Regions from separate parts of the Homo sapiens genome. Here region 2 is linked to region 1. Evidence: read pairs that join two places in POLR2A ChIA-PET (ENCODE). Cell type or tissue: MCF 10A. All regions are shown on one strand. Each heading gives the region's core, and the rest is flanking DNA. Links, peaks and the distances in the headings are about the cores only.

What was found. ChIA-PET counts read pairs that join two places held together with the same protein. Peaks named below come from ENCODE experiments on the same cell type or tissue, not always from the same donor. Only the 100,000 strongest peaks of a DNase experiment are listed, where the experiment ranks them.
Region 2: POLR2A ChIA-PET joins it to region 1 with 6 read pairs; 1 of 35 experiments calls an interaction of 5 or more read pairs at or near these places.

The regions. Positions count from the first base shown.
Region 1 is chr1:6,296,377-6,307,929 of GRCh38, reverse strand. All of the region lies in intron 6 of ACOT7 (acyl-CoA thioesterase 7), which reads left to right. Among named protein-coding and RNA genes, the nearest start is that of GPR153, 41 kb to the right of the region's middle. RefSeq lists an enhancer at 5,519-6,718. In MCF 10A, for the core only: no CTCF peak of the experiment used is centred there; a DNase peak (open chromatin) is centred at 6,199.
Region 2 is chr1:6,186,389-6,197,367 of GRCh38, reverse strand. RPL22 (ribosomal protein L22) reads left to right here. Exons shown (of 4, transcript NM_000983.4): 3 at 4,314-4,438; 4 at 10,552-10,979. The coding sequence ends at 10,696. Among named protein-coding and RNA genes, the nearest start is that of RPL22, 7.7 kb to the left of the region's middle. In MCF 10A, for the core only: no CTCF peak of the experiment used is centred there; a DNase peak (open chromatin) is centred at 8,707.

The DNA.
Region 1 (11,553 bases), core at 3,747-8,746:
GCCTGTTTGTGGTTCCCTCTGCCCAGTTGTAGTTCCCTCTGTCTGGTTGTGGTTCCCTCTGCCTGTTTGTGGTTCCCTCTGCCCAGTTGTAGTTCCCTCTGCCCGGTCACAGTTCCCTCCACCTGTGGCTGTTCCTTCTGCCTGCTGCGGTTCCCTCTGCCTGGTTGCAGTTCCCTCCGCCTGTTGCAGTTCCCCCGCCTGGTCGTGGTTCCCTCCGCCTGTTGTGGTTCCCTCTGTCTGTTGCTGTCCCCTCCTCCTGTTACTGTTCCCTCTGCCTGGTTGCTCTTCCCTCCGCCTGTTGCTGTTCCCTCTGCCAGGGTCTTGGTTCTTTCTCTCTACCTGGGTTACCCAGACAACTGTAAGGCTGCCTGTGTTTTTCTCCAGGTCTCTGAAGAAAAGGAAAGAGACCTCTCATGAGCACTCTGTATAAATTAGACTGCCTCAGCTTACTTTTTATTCCAAGGCACCATCACTCCTGACACACTTTCCTGTGACCTCTGTCTGTCTGTTCACTCCTGCATTCCCACTTAGCGCAGGGCCTGGCATGGAGTCAGCACTCAGTAGCTGAATGACTGGACTGGGAAAAATGAAGGTCCTGCGTGGGAAGGACTGCGGACTGTGCTGGTGCCGCGCAGTCAGCCCCACCCAGAGGATTGTGCCAGGCTGCACGTGCGCTGCACGTGAGAAACACGTAATGACCGCTCTCTAACTCGAGAACCAGTGACCAGGCACCTCCTGTGTGCCGAGCCCCGCCGTGCTCCACCAGGGACACTGTGAAGAAGACACAGCCCTGCTGGCTGGTTGGGAGTCAAACCTTCTGCGACAAACATCCATGCAGGTGTCTAGCTGCTGGGGAGCCAAACAACGCTGCTGGGGGTCTTGAGGCCAGGGGACAGCACAGCTTAGCCTGAGACTATAGGAGGAGGCAGAGGAAAGGGAAGGCAGAGAAAACATGGGAGGGGACGCAAGTGAGGCCTCCACCAAGACGCTCTTGTTCACTTGGTCTTCTTGGGGCAGTTGTGAAAAAACAATCTTTTGCACCTGCAGGAGGAGTTGACTTTCACTGAAAAATGCAAAAGAGGGCACAGTTACTCTTTTCCAATTCCGTGACCTTGTTTGGCCGGAGCCCCCACTGCTACGTGGGACACAACACACCAGACCCTCAGTGTTGGGGCAAGGAAGGAAAAAGGTGGACGAAGAGCTGTTCCCTACTCTTGAGGAACTTCTGGTCTAGGGGGATCAAGAGGTGAACAAACAAATGCTTTGGGACGCCGCTTTCTTCCTCGTGAAGCTGAGTGGCACAGGCTGCAGTTAAATTCCTTCTAGTACTCGCCTTCTAGGATCTTGGTGTTTGAAAACATCGTTCTCCAGGTTCTTCTGTTCTGAAGAACAGCTTCACGTCCATCCTGATGCTTCAGCGGGGGAGCGGGACGTGGGGACTGGTGAACTTGAACCTTGAACCCCGAGATGGTGTCAACCCTGAAAGCCTGGGCGTGGGGTTCATATCACTCCAGTCCAAGCATCCTATAGGCACCTGTCCCAGGAACTCACTTTGTCCTGCCCACACTGGGTCCTCCTCTCAGCCGGGTCCCTGGTGGCCAGCACGTCATCCCTCTCAAATCATGGGGCACTGACCCCTTTCCAGAAATATGGAGTATTTGGTTGAGGTCTTGCCATGAACCGTAAGAACGTCCTCTCCCTCTCCCCCTCCCCCTCCCCCTCTCCCCACGGTCTCCCTCTCCCTCTCTTGCCACGGTCTCCCTCTGATGCCGAGCCGAAGCTGGACTGTGCTGCTGCCATCTTGGCTCACTGCAACCTCCCTGCCTGATTCTCCTGCCTCAGCCTGCCGAGTGCCTGCGATTGCAGGCGCGCGCCGCCACGCCTGACTGGTTTTCGTATTTTTTTGGTGGAGACGGGGTTTCGCTGTGTTGGCCGGGCTGGTCTCCAGCTCCTAACCGCGAGTGATCCGCCAGCCTCGGCCTCCCGAGGTGCCGGGATTGCAGACGGAGTCTCGTTCACTCAGTGCTCAATGGTGCCCAGGCTGGAGTGCAGTGGCGTGATCTCGGCTCGCTACAACCTCCACCTCCCAGCTGCCTGCCTTGGCCCCCCAAAGTGCCGAGATTGCAGCCTCTGCCCGGCCACCACCCCGTCTGGGAAGTGAGGAGCGTCTCTGCCTGGCCGCCCGTCGTCTGGGATGTGAGGAGCCTCTCTGCCTGGCTGCCCAGTCTGGAAAGTGAGGAGCGTCTCTGCCCGGCCGCCATCCCATCTAGGAAGTGAGGAGCGTCTCTGCCCGGCCGCCCATCATCTGAGATGTGGGGAGCGCCTCTGCCCTGCCGCCCCGTCTGGGATGTGAGGAGCGTCTCTGCCCGGCCGCCCCGTCTGAGAAGTGAGGAGACCCTCTGCCTGGCAACCGCCCCGTCTGAGAAGTGAGAAGCCCCTCCGCCCGGCAGCCACCCCGTCTGGGAAGTGAGGAGCGTCTCCACCCGGCAGCCACCCCGTCCGGGAGGGAGGTGGGGGTCAGCCGCCCCGTCTGGGAGGGAGGTGGGGGGGTCAGCCCCCCGCCCGGCCAGCCGCCCCTTCCGGGAGGTGAGGGGCGCCTCTGCCCGGCCGCCCCTACTGGGAAGTGAGGAGCCCCTCTGCCCGGACAGCCGCCCCGTCCGGGAGGGAGGTGGGGGGGTCAGCCCCCCGCCCGGCCCGCCGCCCCGTCCGGGAAGGATGTGGGGGGGACAGCCCCCCGCCCGGCCAGCCGCCTCATCCGGGAGGTGAGGGGCGCCTCTGCCCGGCCGCCCCTACTGGGAAGAGAGGAGCCCCTCTGCCCGGCCAGCCGCCCCATCCGGGAGGGATGTGGGGGGGTCAGCCCCCCGCCCGGCCAGCCGCCCCATCTGGGAGGGAGGCGGGGGGGTCAGCGCCCCGCCCGGCCAGCCGCCCCGTCCGGGAGGTGAGGGGCGCCTCTGCCCGGCCGCCCCTACTGGGAAGTGAGGAGCCCCTCTGCCCGGCCACCACCCTGTCTGGGAGGTGTACCCAACAGCTCATTGAGAACGGGCCATGATGACAATGGCAGTTTTGTGGAATAGAAAGGGGGGAAAGGTGGGGAAAAGATTGAGAAATCGGATGGTTGCCGTGTCTGTGTAGAAAGAGGTAGACATGGGAGACTTTTCATTTTGTTCTGTACTAAGAAAAATTCTTCTGCCTTGGGATCCTGTTGATCTGTGACCTTACCCCCAACCCTGTGCTCTCTGAAACATGTGCTGTGTCCACTCAGGGTTAAATGGATTAAGGGCGGTGCAAGATGTGCTTTGTTAAACAGATGCTTGAAGGCAGCATGCTCGTTAAGAGTCATCACCACTCCCTAATCTCAAGTACCCAGGGACACAAACACTGCGGAAGGCCGCAGGGTCCTCTGCCTAGGAAAACCAGAGACCTTTGTTCACTTGTTTATCTGCTGACCTTCCCTCCACTATTGTCCTGTGACCCTGCCAAATCCCCCTCTGCGAGAAACACCCAAGAATTATCAATTAAAAAAAAAAAAAAAAAAAGAACGTACTTTTCTACCTGTGTACGGGTCGGATGGGGGTGTTTTTCTTTTCTTTTCTTTCTTTTTTTTTTTTTTTTGGTGCCACATTGTCCAGCCTGTGCTTCTCTCTTTAGCTGTGGTCGCCAGGGGCATGCGTGGCAGATACCCACTGACAACATTTCCCTGTTCCAAGTGATGAACACAAACCCTTCAAAAGGAGCGTCCCCTGGACTCTTGGAAGGAAACTGACACCCCACCAAAATTTCTGGGCCTTCCAGGAAGCGACCTTGCTTTGGTAGCCTCCAGGCTGAGGCCGCAGCCTCTCACTGGCCTGTCCTTCTTAGGGGTGGGCCTGGGGGCTCGTGTGTAGCTGCAGCCTCCTCTTGCTGGGGCCTCCATGGCAGTTGGGATGCAAAATCCATCTACCCTTTCTCTGCTTCCTTATTTTGAAAGTGAAGCATGGATACTCAAACATCAGGAAGCAGTCAAGACCTCCCCCCTTCCCTGCTTCAGACTCTATAGAATGTAAGGAATCAATGGGCGTGGGCAGCTCTTGGCCCTTCTCCCTGGGTCTATGATGCTCCCAGACGTCCGGGAACCACTTAGTGAATATTCCTCTGTCCATGGTCCCAGCCACAGAACCTGGGAGGGAGAGGCCAGGGCTGTCTCGCAGGTTCTCACTCAACTGGATCTTTTCAGAACTCTTGTAATTACTAACGGGTGGGGTATTTAAAACAAGATGAAGTTACTATCATTTTCTTAATATAGGAGGCCGGCGCCCACGCTCCGTCAGTTGGGATTAAATATAGAAATGGGGGCATCTCAGATTGCCGCCCACAGAACAGACAGCGGCACACGGGCTCCGAGCTGTGAACTGCCGCCTTGGGTTTGCAGGCAAGCCTGACCCAGTCACGAGCAAGGCCTTGGGAGAAGAAAATGAAGCCTTATTTTTAAGCCAGTTGACAGATCAATACTTAAAAACAAAAAAACACAAAACAAAAACCTATAAGCAGTTAAATGTTACAATTAAAAATACCTTTGGTACCTAACGTGTATACATTAGTGGCCAAGAAAGTCTTTTTTTTTTCCCCGTAATTCTTGAAATAAATGCAGCTCCAAGGACGGCGGGTCCTACAATTTTGTTGTCATCTTTTAAATTACAGATCTTGGGAGATGAGGACTGCCTGCGGTGGACTGTAATGTGCCAAAGTTATTTTCCAACGTTGGCAGCACCCGTTGTGCCTGCGGTGGGGGAAATTGATGAGGCTTTTCAGTAGGAACCTGGAAAGAAGCATCTTGGAAAAAACTTAGGCACTCGATATTTTAAATACAGCGGAAGAAAGTGAAAGGGAGACAGTGGCTTCCAGCGTCAGAAGCGGGGTGGCTCCCTCTGGCAAGGCAGGGGCCCAGGTGGACAGTGGTGGCAAGAAAGGCAGTTGTGAGGAAGGCACTATGTTTTTCTGGGTTGTTTTCTTAAAATTTAGTTTTCTCAGTTAACACATTGATTGTAGTGTCTTGTGTGTGCTGTCATAGACACAGGCATTGTGTGGTAGCAGTCTTTACACGCAGGACACGATGGGCACGTGGCTTTCTAATGATCTCACTTCTGCAGGGACCATCTGACCTCATTGCTCTCTCTCGGTGGCAGGTAACCAGCAGGCTTGGCACGAGGCCCTACAACAGGATGCCCAGGGTTGTGTCTCGCCGGTAGGAGAGGGCTTGTGATCAACAGTGGTTGATTAAAATCTCAGTTTTTATGAGATCACTTTCCTTCCCTCTAAGTAGCCAGCAGAGTTCAGCTGACACACAGACCATGGTTTTTCTATGTTTTTCTCAAGCCCACTGGATCGACACTAAAAAGTGCATTTGTGAAAACACAGACTGGGGTGGGTGGAGGCTGAGGCACTGGTTTTTCGCCAGGTCCGTCTTCTCGGGTGGGTTTCTGCTCCCGCCTCTGATCCTGCTGCCTCAACACCTGCAGGGACTGGGAGCCTTCGCTGTCGCAAGGCCAAACGCTTGGTTTTTGGACCGTTCTAAGTGTTTCCCCGAGAAAGGTTATCTCCTGAGTCGTAAAGTTGGCCTTGAGTTGGCCCAGGATCCTACTATGACTTCTCTGGGAGGTGCAGATGACCTGAAGTGGACAAAGATCCTTCCAGATGAGATCCTTTGGGAGCTCAGAGCCCTCCTGCCTGCTGCCCTGGCCAGTGTCCATGAGGCCAGCCCAGGTCTTGAAAGACCTCCTTGTCTGCCAGAGTCAGGATGCTACACCGTCCTGATTTCCCACCGCTCGTGAGTCACTGTTCCGGGTCCTTAGAATAAAACTCCAGGTGTGGGGTATAATCTGATAATAGACACACATGGTGGGATTACGACAGCCCCCCTGGCCTGGGCCCCAGAATAGCACTGACTCCATCCACCAGTCTTGGCCTTTTCCATCGTTAGTATAAAGTTGTTGTTTCATAGCAGGTCTGCCGCTGATCTAAACTCTGCGTGGTTTCCCAGGCCGGTGCGTGTGTGCTGGCTGCTGGGGCTGGAGGAGGCTGTCCCTGTAAATGTCACCGTCCAGCTCACACAGCAAGATCATTTTGAGTGTGGGCTTGGTTTTTTGGCCGGTCATCAAGCTCACCTGGCTTTGGGGTTTCTGGGACCGGATGAGCTTTTCCTGCCCTCATCTGTGACTAATTCTTGACGCAAATTGTTGCCTGAAGGAGCCACATACTTTGTGGCTGGGGCAGCTTGCTTGGGCTGGTTGTGACCTGTTAGTCAACCTGCATTCATTCATTGATTAATTCATTCATTCAGCAACCATTTCCTGAGCACCAGATGCCAGCTCTGTGTTGGGTCAGGGACACAGGGACAACGAGGCAGGTCCTCACCCAGTGCAGGCGTCCATGTCACATCATGCAGTGTGGTCTGGGGGTGCCGTGTGGAGCCTGCAGGAGCATGGGGGTGGTGAAGAGGGTATTCGCACACCAGGCACTCAATAGCCGCTCACATCTTCCCCTCGGGGTTGACTGTCACGTGCTTTGGATCCTGAGCGGTTTTCAGTAACATGAGGTCCCTTGTGGAGTCTCATACCAACAAGGTAGCCTTTTGGATAAATGGGGCAAACCCCGGTTTGAAGGAGCTGATTACAACTCCTTCCATTTATTCTCTCATTCTGCTTTTCAGGATGGAAGAACAAGGGGTTAATTGTAGGCACTTCCTAAGTTCTGAACATTAAATCCAACACGAACCCTTCCTTTCCCTCCTCCTTCCCCCACAGCTAAACCACCCTGAGTTGATGACACCAGCTGGTGGCCAGCACTGGACACTCTGGGTCTGTGACTTTGAACGCTCCTTCCTGCAATCATCTTGGGAAGAATTCCACTCTGGACTCGATGTCACAGGACAGGATGGGGAGGCAACATGGCATTGCCTCTGGTGGCCCAAGGTCAGGTCCGGTCCCATCCTACCCCTAGTGGTGTGACTTTGGAAGCGTGACTCTCCATGTGTCTGGTTCCTGACTTGTAGAATGGAGACAGGGAGGCTGCTGCCTCATCGGGTGTTGTCCAGTGAGACCCGGTGTTGGTCATTCTGTGTTTGTGGAGAGGGACCGGCCGCGCATCAGGATAGGGTGCTGTCCGGTGAGATTCCGTGTTTGTGGAGAGGGGAGGGGCCGGCCACACATCAGGATAGGGTGCTGTCTGGTGAGATTCCGTGTTTGTGGAGAGGGGAGGGGCTGGCTGCGCATCAGGATCGGGTGGGGTCCGGTGAGATTCTGTGTTTGTGGAGAGAGGCCGGCCACGCGTCAGGATCGGGTGGGGTCCGGTGAGATTCCGTGTTTGTGGAGAGGGCCGGCCGCGCATCAGGATCGGGTGGGGTCCGGTGAGATTCTGTGTTTGTGGAGAGGGCCGGCCTTGTGCATCACAGGATCGGGTGGGGTCCGGTGAGATTCCGTGTTTGTGGAGAGGGGAGGGGCCAGCTGTGAGTCATGGACTCAGGCTGCCTCAGTGAACAGACAAAGTTCACGGCTCATGGCACTGACTTTGCAGCCGAGTTCCTCTATGTGACATGCTGGGCCATGCCTGGCACCAGCTTCCCCGGCAATGCCAGCCGCTGCCCTCAGCATCCAGCTCACGGCCCCCAGCAGCATCAGGACCCTGTGTCCATGTGCTGTCCTGGCTCCTGATGCTAGGCTTTGGTGTCCCTTCCTTAAAACTCCTGCTTGTCCCTGGCTCATTTGTTCCTAGGAGGACCCTGACTAGCTGCTGGATGGCGACGTATCTCCCCCTGAGGAAGGCCACATATAGTGCACATTTGGTGATAAACTTCTCACATACTCCAGTTAACAATGTGTCTCCCCAGCACACACGGTCCTGCTGGAATCCTGCTGGCTCATCGTCATTCCTGTGCTCAGCTGTTGTCACTTCATCACCAGGTTGCCATTTTCTGAATATAAATGGTCAGCGTTTCATGGCAAATGCAGCTGGTCCTGGCCCCCATTGGAGGCTGACAGAGCTTCTGTTGGCTGCCCAGGGCAGTATTTAGAGTTGGTCTGTGGGAAATGCCGTGGAATTCCGTGGCACACCTGTGCTGGCTGTGTGTGTGAGTGGGACCACTAGTCCAGCTGTTGTGGTCACAAGTCAGTTTCTTTATGAGGCAGATCAACCTAGAAGAACTCAGTCTGTGGGCTGCAGCTCTGCCGCTACTAAGCCCCTTAAACACACGCACACACGTGCCCTACACACACACACACACACACACACACTTGCGCTCTCTCTCTCTCTCTCTCTGAAGCCATGACCTAGTACCTAGTCAGGAGGTGGCCGGGTGGGCCTCTCTGCCCTCTGTGTGTGGCGTCCGGTAAGGGGAGGCCGACTGTCCTCTGTGCCCTCTGTGTGTGGTGCCTGGTAAGGGGAGGCCGACTGTCCTCTATGCCCTCTGTGTGTGGTGCCTGGTAAGGGGAGGCCAACTGTCCTCTGGATCCCTCCTTTGCCCACCTGAGCCAAGTGTGTGGGGTTCTCAGCCAGCATGTTACCTGGTGTTCTGAGTTATTTCATTTTTCTTTCCTTTTCTGTTCAGCCTCCAAACCTCAGATCTGTCCCCAAAGCCCTAAATTAAATTAGTGTTCAGCTCAACAGATGTCCACCAAATCCCCACATCCCATGATAGCAGCTGCCATTGCTGGCAGCCACATGGTCATCCCATTTGCTCCTCAGTCACCTTGCCTGTGGGCGCCGTCACCTCCTCTGCCTGACAGACACTGAGCCCACGGCTCAGGGAGGGCAACCTGCCTGCCCAAGGTCACCCAGCCGGCAGTGGCGGAGGTGATGGGGACTCACTCCCAGCCAGGCTATGGCAGTGACTCTCACACTCTAGACGGGGACAGAGGGACTCAAGCCCCTCCAGGCATGGGCGATGGGGCAGGGGGATTCGCACCAGGCCTCATTCCAGACTCTGCTCCTGAACCACACTGTGGTAGGGGCCCACTCACAGGTGGGTGTGGTTAATTCAGAAGCTGAGGCTGCCCCCTCCAAGGAAGCCCTCGATATTGACACACGGATGATCCTATTCTGTTTTGTGTTTTCACTTCCTTGCCGTCCTGGGCTAGGGACCTGGCCCAACCGTCCTCTACCCTGTGAGGGCTGGGCTTGCTGGGCCTTTATGGAGGCCCCTTGCCATGGGAGAGAGACCAGGAGAGCCTGGTGGTGGCTTAGCCAACCTGCACCTTCTATTTCCAATAACAACATAAAACCACCTTGCAGAACTGTGAGAGCCAAGCCACCTGAAGCCCAGAGGTGCCCTGCCCTGCCTGGCACCCGGAGCGGCATCTTATTTGCCTGGGGGAGAAAATCCGCTGCCTAGGATTCTTTCCCTTGCCAAACAGCTATTTTCCCGGTATTTCACCTGCACTCTTTCTTCAGAATCGGACCTCCATGTGACTTAGGGCCTCCGTTGTTCATTTGAAAATGGGGATGCTGATTGAAAAATGGAGATGCACCTGGGCGCAGTAGCTCACACCTGTAATCCCAGCACTTTGGGAGACCAAGGCAGGTGGATCACTTGAAGTCAGGAGTTTGAGACCAGCCTGGTCAACATGGTGAAACCCCGACTCCACTAACAATACAAAAATTAGCTGGGCATGGTGACGGGCTCCTGTAATCCCAGCTACTTAGGAGGCTGACACAGGAGAATCGCTTGAACCCGGGAGGCAGAGGTTGCAGTGAGCCAAGGTTGCACCACTGCACTCCAGCCTGGGTGACAGAGAGAGACTCTTTCTCAAAAAGAAAAAGAAAGACGGGGATGCTGATGCCCCCAGCACAGGTTGAGCCGAACAGATGCCCCAGGTGTTTGAAAGGACAGGCGAAAGTGCAGCGAGCGTGAACCTGGCCCCTCCTCCCCTCACCTGTCCTACCTCATTTAGCAGCATCTTCTTATAGCTTCTGTGGGAAAAGTCATGGTAATAAAAACATAATGCTTTAATCAATAACACCCATGTCTCTGTTTTAGCTTTTTATTCTGGGAATGCTCAGATATACACAAAAGCAGAGTGTAGAGCATCCCAAGCCCCTGGGTATTCGTCTCCCAGCACCAGCAATGGGCAACACCTGCCCGTTCCTGCCTCACCTCTTTCCCACTGCGGTATTTCGAAGCAGATCCCAGATATTGTATCTAAAAGATAACTTCCTACCTTGAACACCCACAATAGCGCTATCACATCCTCCCAAACACACTTATAAGTCCTTAGTATCGTCGAATACCCAATCACTGTTCACATCTCGCCAGGTGCTCATCTTTTTCTCTAGTTGGTAGAGTCCAGATGCCCACAAGATGCGTGCCTCTCATTAGGTGGATGTGTTTCTTGAAGAATGGGGTCCCCATGGGGGGCGCTAGGTAGGAGCTGAGCAGCAGGGGGCCCTGGCTGGCCTCTGCTCGGGGCCCCCACTAATTCTGCTCTTTCCAGCTTCACCTGCTGGATGCTGTGGGCATTTGATTCCCACCCTAAACGTGACTGTACAAGTCTGGTTTTCGCTTGTGGGATGGAGTCTGGTTTTCTGCCTCTCTCTGGGTTTATTAGGAATCATTCTGTGTCCTTGGCTGGGTGCAGTGGCTCACACCTGTAATCCCAGCACTTTGGGAGGCCGAGGCAGGCAGATAACCTGAGGTCAGGAGTTTGGGACCAGCCTGGACAACATGGCAAAACCCTGTCTCTACTAAAAATACAAAAATTAGTTGGGTGTGGTGGTACACATCTGTAATCCCAGCTACTAGGAGGCGGAGGCAGGAGAATAGCTTGAACCTGGGAGGCAGAGGTTGCAGGGAGCTGAGATTGTGCCACTGCACTCCAATCTTGGTGACAGAGCGAGACTCCGCGTCAAAAAAAAAAATCATTCTGTGTCCTAGGGTGAATGTACATAACTTTCTAAAATTTCTAATAGGTATTAAGTTGGTTAATATCACTTTGCTGCTTTTGTAAGTCAAATATTGTTGACTATTGGCAATTTCATGTAGTTCAACCTAAGTAAAGGTACATTTTAAATTTTTAAGTGAAATAAGAGTCAGGAGCGGTGGCCTACTTTACTCCTGTAATCCCCACACTTTGGGAGGCTGAAGCAGGAGGATCACTTGAGCTCAGGAGTTTGATACCAGCCTGGGCAATATAGCAAGACCCCATCTCTGCAAGAAAATAAAAAATAAATTAAAAAGTTATGGCCAGGTGCGGTGGCTCATGCCTGTAATCCCAGCATTTTGGGAGGCTGAAGTGGGCGGATCATGAGGTCAGGAGTTCAAGACCAGTCTGGACAACATAGTGAAACCCCGTCTCTACTAAAAATACAAAAAATTAGCTGGGCATAGTGGCACGTGCCTGTAGTTCCAGCTACTCGGGAGGCTGAGGCAGGAGAATTGCTTGAACCTGGGAGGCAGAGGTTGCGGTGAGCGGAGATCGCGCCAGTGCACTCCAGCCTGGGCGACAGTGCGAGACTCCGTCTCAAAAAAAAAAAAAATTAAAAATTGAAATAATTGTAATATATGTGTTGTACCAGGGATGAGAACTG
Region 2 (10,979 bases), core at 5,980-10,979, 110 kb after region 1:
TTCCACAAATGATTTTACTTAAAAGTTACCCAGAAACAAGCCAGGCACGGTGGCTCACGCCCGTAATCCCAACACTTTAGGAGGCTGAGGCGGGCAGATCATGAGGTCAGGAGTTCGAGACCAGTCTGGCCAACATAGTGAAACCCCGTCTCCACTAAAAATACAAAAAAATTAGCTGGGTGTGGTGGTGTGCACCTGTAATCCCAGCTACTCGGGAGGCTGCAGTAGAAGAATCGCGTGAACACGGGAGGCGGAGGTGGCAGTGAGCAGAGATCGCACCATTGCACTCCATCCTGGGAGATAGTGCGAGACTCCGTCTCAAAAACAAAACAAAAAAAGTTACTGAGAAACAGACAAATTTCACTGGGTCCATGGCATCCCCCTTGCTGTTTGGTGTGTTTAAGCATAAGTGAGGGACCCTGATCCTGACTATGGGCTGCCTCTGTCCTGGGTCTCACTGCTTTGATGTGGAGCTTTGGACAGGTGGCAGCAGTTCCCGAAGCTTTTCTATATTATGAAGCATCTGAGCTTCAGTGTTTAAAGTACCCTGCTTGCTGAATTGTAATTGGAGCTTTTTTTTTTTTCTTCAGATCTTGCTCTGTGCTGATTTTTTGCCCCTGTATTTGGCCCATTCCCCAATATTCCTCTATCCTATTGCAATCTAGAAATATTAAATAATCCTTCCGCCACATTTTGACTCAGCAGTTTGGTTTTGACATTTTATTCTTTTTCCTCTAATAGCCATGTTTGGGGGATTCAGACTTCGTATTTGTGTGTAGAAGTCTCCTAAATTTGCATTTGCTCTAAATTCTCCAGAAGGTTGAACTATTGCCAGGATCAGTATCATTACAACAAAAATAATTTTTAAACACAAAATAATTATGGTCACGAATTATCCAGAATGGAATTTAGGTAACCTCTTATAGTTTATTGCCTTTATGTAGATGCTGTTTGCATCTGTGTCCTTCAAGAAATCCCCTATTTCCTTAGTTCTTTCTCTATCCAGTGACTTCTGGCTTTTCTGTGGCCTCCTCTTTTTCAACTTTGGTGTCTTCCAGTTTGGTATTCACATGGTGGCCCTGTTCTGGCATTATTCCTGCCTCCCTCCCTCTGAGCCATTCCCTCAGCCCACTCATCTGTTTGTGTGATTGTCTTTCCTTCTGGAAGCCTCCTTAGGATAGAAAACTTAAGTCATTTATGAATCTTGAGATGCAGAATTCAAGATTTCTGACCTAATCACTCTGTGCCCCATCTATGGTTAATGTATACTTTTTGTTTATTTTATTTTATTTACTTTGTTTTTTGAGACCAAGTTTTGCTCTTGTTGCCCAGGCTGGAGTGCAATGGTGCAGTCTCGGCTCACCACAATCTCCGTTTCCCTGGTTCAAGCCATTCTGGTGTCTCAGCCTCCCGAGTAGCTGGGATTATAGGCGCCTGCCACCACGCCTGGCTAATTTTTGTATTATTAGTAGAGATGGGGTTCCTCCATGTTGGTCAGGCTGGTCTCGAACCCCTGACTTTAGGTGATCCACCCACCTCGGCCTCCCAAAGTGCTGGGATTACAGGCATGAGCCACTGCGCCTGGCCATTTTATTTTATTTTTATTTATTTATTTTTGAGGTGGAATCTCACTCTGTCACCCAGGCTGGAGTGCAATGGTGTGATCTTGGCTCACTGCAACCTCCACCTTCCAGGTTTAAGTGATTCTCTTTCTCAGCCTCCCGAGTAGCTGAGATTACAGGCGTGTGCCACCATGCCCACCTAATTTGTGTATTTTTGTGGTAGAGACGGCGCTTCACCATGTTGGCCAGGTTGGTCTTGAACTCCTGACCTCAGGTGATTTGCCAGCCTCGGCCTCCCAAAGTATCGGGATTACAAGCATGAACCGCTGTGCCCAGCCAAATTTTTTTTTTTTTTTTTTGAGACGGAGTCTTGCTCTTTGTCACCCAGGCTGGAGTGCAGTGGTGTGATCTCGGCTCACTGCAAGCTCCGCCTCCCATGTTCATGCCATTCTCCTGCCTCAGCCTCCCGAATAGCTGGGACTACAGGTGTCTGTCACTATGCCCGGCTAATTTTTTGTATTTTTAGTAGAGACAGAGTTTCACCGTGTTAGCCAGGATGGTCTCAATCTCCTGCCTTTGTGATCCGCCTGCCTCGGGCTCCCAAAGTGTTGGGATTACAGGCGTGAGCCACCGCGCCTGGCCCCAAATTTTTATTTATTTATTTATTTTGAGACGGAGTCTTGCTCTGTTGCCCAGGCTGGAATGCAGTGGCACGATCTTGGCTCACTGTAAGCTCCGCCTACCGTGTTCATGCCATTCTCCTGCCTCAGCCTCCCAAGTAGCTGGGAAACAGGCGCCCGCCACCACGCCTGGCTAATTTTCTGTATTTTTAGTAGAAACAGGGTTTCACCATGTTAGCCAGGATGGTCTCGATCTCCTGACCTCGTGATCTGCCCACCTCAGTCTCCCAAATTTTTATTTTTTGAGAAAGGGTCTGTTGTCCAGGCTGGAGGGCAGTAGCATGATCCTGGCTCACTGCAGCCTCAACCTCATAGGCCCAAGTGATCCTCCCACCTCAGCCTCTGGAATAGCTGGCACCACAGGCATGCACCACCATACCTAGCTAATTTTTAAATTTTTTTGTAGAGGAAGGGTCTTCCTAAGTTGCCCAGGCTCGTCTTGAACTCCTGGGCTTGAGCAATCTTCCTGCCTTGGCTTCCCAAAGTGCCGGGATTACAGGTGTGAGCTACTGCACCCAGCCAGTTAACATATTTTGTATTGGAGTTTTTAAACAGAAAATTATAGGAATTTTGAGCTGAAAGGGACTTCATGTCATTGCCATAGCAAGAAAACAACTAAAAAGGTCCTTTTTGGGCAAAGCTTTCTGAAGCACAAGGAGGTGAATGTCTTGCTGAGGCCCACACAGTAGTTTGCAGAGAATATCTCAGGCTCCTGAGTGGCTGCTGCTTCTGCTGTACCACACATGGCCCTGGACCAGGTCTAGAATTGTTTCAGTCCCTATGTCTTTGCTCTTTCTACTAGGTTGAAGGCTTATTTTCTGATAGTGCTGTGAACAGTGTTTTATACTCCTTAGATTCAGAAGTTGCTTTTAGCTTTGGTTGCATGTACCTTGTAAAAGTTTGTTTTATTTATTTATTTTTTGAGACAGGGTCTCTCTGTCCCCCAGGCTGGAGTGCAGTGGTGTGATCTCGGCTCACTGCAACCTCCGCCTCCTGGGCTCAAGGGATTCTCCTGTCTCAGCCTCCTGAGTAGCTGGGACTACAGGCACATGCCACCACACCCGGCTAATATTTGTATTTTTTGTAGAGAGAGGGTTTCGCCATGTTGCCTAGCCTGGTCTCAAATTCCTGAGCTCAGGAGATCCACCCACCTCAGCCTCTCAAAGTGCTGGGATTACAGGCGTATCTTGTAAAAGTCTGGCCTTGGGTTTCCTGTCTAGTGTTGTCCTTCTAAGCCTTTCGTGGCGAGGCCCAGTCGGCCTTGTGTGGAAGTAGTCAAGTACGTTTACACTGGGATGTTGTCTCATAGTATGTATGTAAATGGGATTTGTTACCATTTTTAAAAAAGACTGAACATTTAAGAAACCGATATTAGGGCCAGGTATGCTGGCTCACACCTGTAATCCCCACGCTTTGGGAGGCTGAGGTGGGAGGATCACTTGAGCCCAGGAATTTGAGACCAATCTAGCCAACATAGAGAGACCCCTTCTCTTAAAAATGTTAAGCCAGGCGCAGTGGCTCACGCCTGTAATCCCAGCACTTTGGGAGGCAGAGGTGGACGAATCACCTGAAGTCGGGAGTTGGAGACCAGCATGACCAACGTGGAGAAACCCCGTCTCTACTAAAAATACAAAATTAGCTGGGCCTGGTGGCGAATGCCTGTAATCCCAGCTACTTGGGAGGCGGAGCAGGAGAATCACTTGAACCTGGGAGGCGGAGGTTGCAGTGAGCCGAGATCGCGCCATTGCACTCCAGCCTGGGCAACAAGAGCTAAACTCCATCTCAAAAAAAAAAAAAAAAAATTGTAAAGTCAGCTGGGGCCAGGTGGGATGGCTCATGCCCGTAATCCTAGCACTTTGAGAGGCTGAGGTGGGAGGATCACTTGAGTCTGGGAGGTCGAGACTTGAGCTTGGGAGGTTGAGACTGCAGTGAGCTGTGATTGCGCTGGTGAGACTCTGTCTCCAAAACCAAAACAAAAAATGATATTAGTTCAGTGTTGGGAGACAGATAAAATATTCTGTTGAGACAGATGAACTTGTCACTTCATTGGTCAATTTAATGATTTCTACAGGAGCAGTTTTTGCAAGAAAGGATCAAAGTGAACGGAAAAGCTGGGAACCTTGGTGGAGGGGTGGTGACCATCGAAAGGAGCAAGAGCAAGATCACCGTGACATCCGAGGTGCCTTTCTCCAAAAGGTACAGGAGGGAAGTGTGTGTGTGGCCTGCGTGCACCCAGTGCCCAGCCCGCCTTTTCCCTGCATGGGAGTGGGGGCACCCGCAGAGTGATTGGTTTGCATCTGTTAATTTCTGGAACTATGCTCAGTGCAGGAGGCAGTGGATGAATGCTATTATGGTTGTTAACAATAGTCAACTTTTGGTGGTTTTAAAATTTTGTCTTTCACAGGCTAAAGTGTTTTATTTTTTTTTGAGCTGGAGTCTCACTCCATCGCCCAGGCTGTTGTGCAATGGCGCGATCTCGGCTCACTGCAGCCTCCGCCTCCTGGGTTCAAGCAGTTGTCCTGCCTCAGCCTCCTGAGTAGCTGAGACTACAGGCACCTGCCACCATGCCCGGATAATTTTTGTATTTTTAGTAGAAACGGGGGTTTCACCATGTTGGCCAGGCTGCTCTCAAATTCCTCCCCTCAAGTGATCCACCCGCCTTGGCTTCCCAAAGTGCTGGGATTATAGGCCTGAGCCACCATGCCCGGCCAGGCTAAAGTATTTTAAACAGTAAGGTACTCAGACTTGCTTTCAAGACTGTTTTCTCAAAAATATTCTTGGCTGGGCACAGTGGCTTATGCTTGTAATCCCAGCACTTTGGGAGGGTGATACAGGAGTATTGCTTGAGCCCAGGAGTTTGAGACCAGCCTGGGCAACATAGTGAGACCCCCATCTCTACAAGAGTTAAAATTAGCTGGGCATGGTGACATGTGCCTGTAGTCCAGCCACTTGGGGAGCTGAAGTGGGAGGATGGCTTGAGCCCAGCAGGTTAGGGTTGTAATGAGCTGTGATTGTGCCACTGCAGGCCAGCCTGGGTGACACAGTGAGACCCTATCTCAATTAAAAAAAAAAAAATTGCCTCCTGTCTCTAGATCACAGTAAGAGCTTACTTTTTTTTTTTTTTTTTGAAACCGAGTCTTGCTCTGTTGCCCAGGCTGGAGTGCAGTGGCGCCATCTTGGCTCACTGCAACCTCTGCCTCCCAGGTTCAAGCGATTCTCCTGCCTCAGCTTCCCGAGTTTTTGGAATTGCAGGCATGTGCCACCACGCCTGGCTAATTTTTCGTATTTTTAGTAGAGACAGAGTTTTGCCATGTTGGCCAGGCTGGTCTCGAACTCTTAACTTCAGGTGATTCGTCTGCCTCAGCCTCCCAAAGTACAAGGATTATAGGCATGAGCCACTGCGCCTGGCCCACACCCAGCTAATTCTTGTATTTCTTTTTTTTTTTTTTTGGAGACAGAGTCTCGCTTTGTTGCCCAGGCTGGAGTGCAGTGGCGAGATCTCGGCTCACTGCAAGCTCTGCCTCCCGGGTTCACGCCATTCTCCTGCCTCAGCCTCCCGAGTAGCTGGGACTACAGGCGCCTGCCACTGCGCCTGGCTAATTTTTTTTTTTTTTGTATTTTTAGTAGAGACGGGGTTTCACCGTGTTAGCCAGGATGGTCTCGATCTCCTGACCTCGTGATCCGCCCGCCTCGGCCTCCCAGAGTGCTGGGATTACAGGCGTGAGCCACTGCGCCCGGCCTCTTTTTTTTTTTTTTTTTTTTTTTTGAGACGGAGTCTCACTCTGTCACCCAGGCTGGAGTGCAGTGGCGTGATCTTGGCTCACTGCAACCTCCGGCTTCTGGGTTCAAGCGATTCTCCTACCTCAGCCTCCTGAGTAGCTGGGATTACAGGTGTCTGCCACCACTCGTGGCTAATTTTTTTTGTTTTTTAGTAGAGACAGGGTTTCACCATGTTGGCCAGGCTGGTCTCGATCTCCTGACCTCGTAATCCACCCACTTTGGCCTCCCAAAGTGCTGGGATTACAGGCGTGAGCCACCGCGCCCGGCCTAATTATTGTATTTTTAGTAGATACGGGGTTTCGCCGTGTTGGCCAGACTGGTCTTGAACTCCTGACCTCAGGTGATCCACCTGCCTTGGCCTCCCAAAAGTGCTGGGATTACAGGCATGAACCACTGTGTCTGACCAAGAGCTTTCCTTTTGAATTCCAGTTGTTTCCCTTGTAAGTGCTACTTTGGCACTGAACAAGGAATCTGAAGACCTCAGTTTAGACAGAGTCCACTCTAGTTAATTCCTGGGGGCCCATTTTCTTTCATTTCAAAATGGAGACATTAATTTGCTAGTTCCCTCCTCTGTTATGTGTTGGTTTTTGAGGATGAGGTTAAAATACTTTACCAGTTGCTGAAGAATTGGATATGCATATACTCAGCTCCTAGCCTGGGGCTGTGGCCTGTTAGGAGCTTTTAATCATACTAAATCCCAGCACTTTGGGAGGCCGAGGTCAGAGGATCACCTGAGGTCAGGAGTTCTAGACCAGCTGACCAACATGGAGAAACTCCGTTTCTACTAAAAATACAAAATTAGCTGGGTGTGGTGGTGCATGCCTGTAATCCCAGCTACTGGGTAGGCTGAGGCAGGAGAATTGCTTGAACCAGGGAGGCGGAGGTTGCGGTGAGCCAAGATAGCACCATTGCACTCCAGCCTGGGCAACAAGAGCGAAACTCTGTCTCAAAAAAAACAAACAAAAGAAAACCAACATACTAAATCAAGTGGTGGGAAATTTTAAGGTATGTTAGTACAAATTGGTTGTAGTTAATGCTTTTATGTTTAGCTATGTCCGTGAAGAAGAGACTTTGAAGCTTAAGTGAAGTCCTCACAGTCTGCCTGGGAAGCAGTGAGAATGGGGCTTCTGGTGGGGGTACAAAGCGTCCGGCCTGCTGGGCTGTAGCAGAGCCCTTGGGGAAGATTCTGCTACCTTTCTGTGACCTGTTTACCAGGGTGAGGGTATCTCCTGACATGCGTCACTTGCGTTTTCACAAACTTTCTGTTCTTTATCCAGTGGAGTAGGGAAGGTGCCTTAATCATCTATTACAGCTTTCCTTTCTTGATGATAATAGTTAATTTTCCTGAAAGGTTCAAGGTGTCCCGAATCTAGAACTTTTTCTGTCTCTGAATTTGTACAGGGTTTTTATTTATTTATATTTTTGAAAACGAGTTTTGATCTTCTTGTCTAGGCTGGAGTGCAATGGCGCGATTTCAGCTCACTGAAACCTCCGCCTCCCAGGTTCAAGCAATTCTCCTGCCTCAGCCTCCTGAGTAGCTGGGATTACAGGCGCCTGCCACCACGCCCGGTTAATTTTTTGTATTTTTAGTAGAGAGGGGGTTTCATCATGTTGGCCAGGCTGGTCTGGAACTCCTGACCTCAGGTGATCCACCCGCCTCGGCCTCCCAAAGTGCTGGGATTACAGGCATGAGGCACCCTGCCTGGCCTGTACAGGGTTTTTTTTTTTTTTTTAACCTGATTTTTTTCCCCAGTGTACTATTAGGGATTTTTTTTTTTCCTTTTTTTTAGATAGGGTCTTACTCTGTCACCAAGGCTGGAGAGCAGTGGGGTGATCATAGCTCACTCTAGCCTCCATCTCCTGGCTCAAACAGTCCTACCTCAGCCTCCCAAATAGCTGGGACTACACGAGTGCCCCACCATGTCCGGCTATGTCAGGGAACATTTCAACCACCTGAAATTTTGAATTAACCTCATCTGAATACAATATGGTGGAAATAATTGACAAAAGTATACTTTTTAGATGGAATGACCAAATTGATTTATCTTTGCTTAGCAAAAAGTGGACAGTTGAATTGAGATCTTCACACTTTGTGGCGATTGCTTTGTTGGTGTGGAGATTGCTTTGTTGGTGTGGAGATTGCTTTGTTGGTGTGGAGATTGCTTTGTTGGTGTGGAGCACTGTCACAGTGCTCCTTTTTTGGAGATGGTGAGTCTGTTGGTTCATGACATTTGGGTCCTGTGAATATGCCAGGGATCCATGCTGAGCGCGGTGGCTCACGCCTGTAATCCCAGCACTTTGGGAGGCCCAGACGGGTGGATGACCTGAGGTCGGGAGTTCCAGACCAGCCTGACCAACATGGAGAAACCCCGTCTCTTACTAAAAATACAAAATTAGCTGGGCGTGGTGGCACATGCCTGTAATCCCAGCTACTCGGGAGGCTGAGGCAGGAGAATTGCTTGAACCCGGGAGACGGAGGTTGAGGTGAGCCGGAGATCGTGCCATTCCAGCCTGGGCAACAAGAGCGAAACTCCGTCTCAAAAAAAAAAAAAATGCCAGGGATCTCTCTGAGCATCTCATGTAATCCTTGCTATGGTCTGAAGAGATGGTTAGTAGCAGGGATCCCCTTTCACTGTGGGAGAAACAGCTTGGGTAGATGAATTGGCTCTGCTGTGGGTTTGTGTGTTGTGAAATTCCCTCTTTATGGCTTGGGAAGATTCGGAATAGCCTCAGGGCCACGGAAGCAAGCCGGTGAGAGAGCTGCCAAGACTGTGGTGCACTTCATCTTTTTTTTTTTTAATTAAAAAAAAAAATGTTGTGTAGAGACAGGGTCTTGCTATGTTGCCTAGGCTGGTCTCGAACTCCTAGATTCAAGGGATCCTCTCACCTTGGCCTCACAAAGTGTTGGGATTACAGGCGTGAGCCACTGTGCCCAGCCCTTAGGTCATCTTTATGTAGTTAGGGTGTTGGGCACAAAAGCCAGTTTTTGCCTTTCCATAAAGAATGAGTGTTTTGGCTGGTCGCAGTGGCTCACAGCTATAATCCCAGCACTTCGGGAGGCTGAGGTGGGCAGACACTTGAGGCCAGGAGTTCGAGACCAGACTGGCCAATATGGCAAAACCCCCATCTCTACTGAAATTACAAAAATTAGCTGGACATGGTGTTATACACCTGTAATCCCAGCTACATGGGAGACTGAGGCATGAGAATTGCTTGAATCCTGGAGGCAGAGGTTGCAGTGAGCCTGGGCCACAGAAGGAGATTCTGTCTAAAAAAATAAATAAAAGAGTTTTTAAATGATCCCTGTTGTGGTGAGTGTTTAGCTCTCACCTGGCTAAAGCAGCAATTGGGCAGGCTGACTGAAAGGCTTTGTGCTCTCTGGGCGTGAGCGCAGTGGCAGGGTGGCATTCTGTCCCTGTGTGTTGGGTGGTGAGCAGGAGCGAGTGTGTGCACACCCCTAAGAAGCAGTCCTCATCATCCAGACAACCTCAAAAGGGGGTTTGACTCCGTGAGGTGATGTGTGCGCAGCGCTTACAGCTCTTTGGAAACCCACTATTTTCTGCATAAAAGGTATTGAGGTTGCGTACTTAACTGTAAATTTCTATCATGTTATCTTTCTCCAGTGGTCACTAAAAACCATGTTATAGGTGTTTGCTGCATTTTCATGGACAACTGGTACATCTACTTATCTACTTATCTGCTCTTGTTTTTTTTTTTTGTTTTTTTTTTTTTGAGATGGAGTCTTGCTCTGTCGCCCAGGCTGGAGTGCAATGGCGCCATCTCGGCTCACTGCAGCCTCTGCCTCCCGGGTTCAAGCGATTCTCTTACCTCAGCCTCCTGACTAGCTGGGACTACAGGCGCCCAGCACGACGTCTGGCTAATTTTTTGTATTTTTAGTAGAGATAGGGTTGCATCGTGTTAGCCAGGATGGTCTCCGTTTCCTGACCTCATGATCCGCCTGCCTCAGCCCTCCAAAATGCTGGGATTACAGGTGTGAGCCAGTGCCCCTGGCCTAGTTTTTTTTCTTTTTTCTTTTTTTGGAGGCAGTCTTGCTCTGTCACCCAGGCTGGAATACAGTGGTACAATCTTAGCTCACTACACCCTCCGCCTCCTGGATTCAAGGGATCCTCATGCCTCAGCCTCCCGAGTAGCTGGGATTACAGGCGTGCACCACCACGCCCAGCTAATTTTTTTATTTTTAGTAGAGATGGGGTTTCACCATGTTGTTCAGGCTGGTCTCGAACTCCTGACCTCAAGTGATCTGCCTGCCTTGGCCTCCCAAAGCGCTGGGATTACAGGCCTGAGCCACCATGCTGAGGCTATTCTAATTGTTACTGCCGATGTCGATGGTACGTGGCTGATAACTCAGAGCCTTGGCTGGGTGTATTTGCCTTACCTTTGCCATTTTTGAGGCTTGGGAAAACACCTTGAATTGTAATGATTTTGAGTGCTGGGTTTTATAAATGTTAAAATGTTTTAGAATGCAAGCACCAACTGTCTAGTGGAGTTCTTGTGTCCTTTCTCTGCAGGTATTTGAAATATCTCACCAAAAAATATTTGAAGAAGAATAATCTACGTGACTGGTTGCGCGTAGTTGCTAACAGCAAAGAGAGTTACGAATTACGTTACTTCCAGATTAACCAGGACGAAGAAGAGGAGGAAGACGAGGATTAAATTTCATTTATCTGGAAAATTTTGTATGAGTTCTTGAATAAAACTTGGGAACCAAAATGGTGGTTTATCCTTGTATCTCTGCAGTGTGGATTGAACAGAAAATTGGAAATCATAGTCAAAGGGCTTCCCTTGGTTCGCCACTCATTTATTTGTAACTTGACTTCTTTTTTTTTCTGCTTAAAAATTTCAATTCTCGTGGTAATACCAGAGTAGAAGGAGAGGGTGACTTTACCGAACTGACAGCCATTGGGGAGGCAGATGCGGGTGTGGAGGTGTGGGCTGA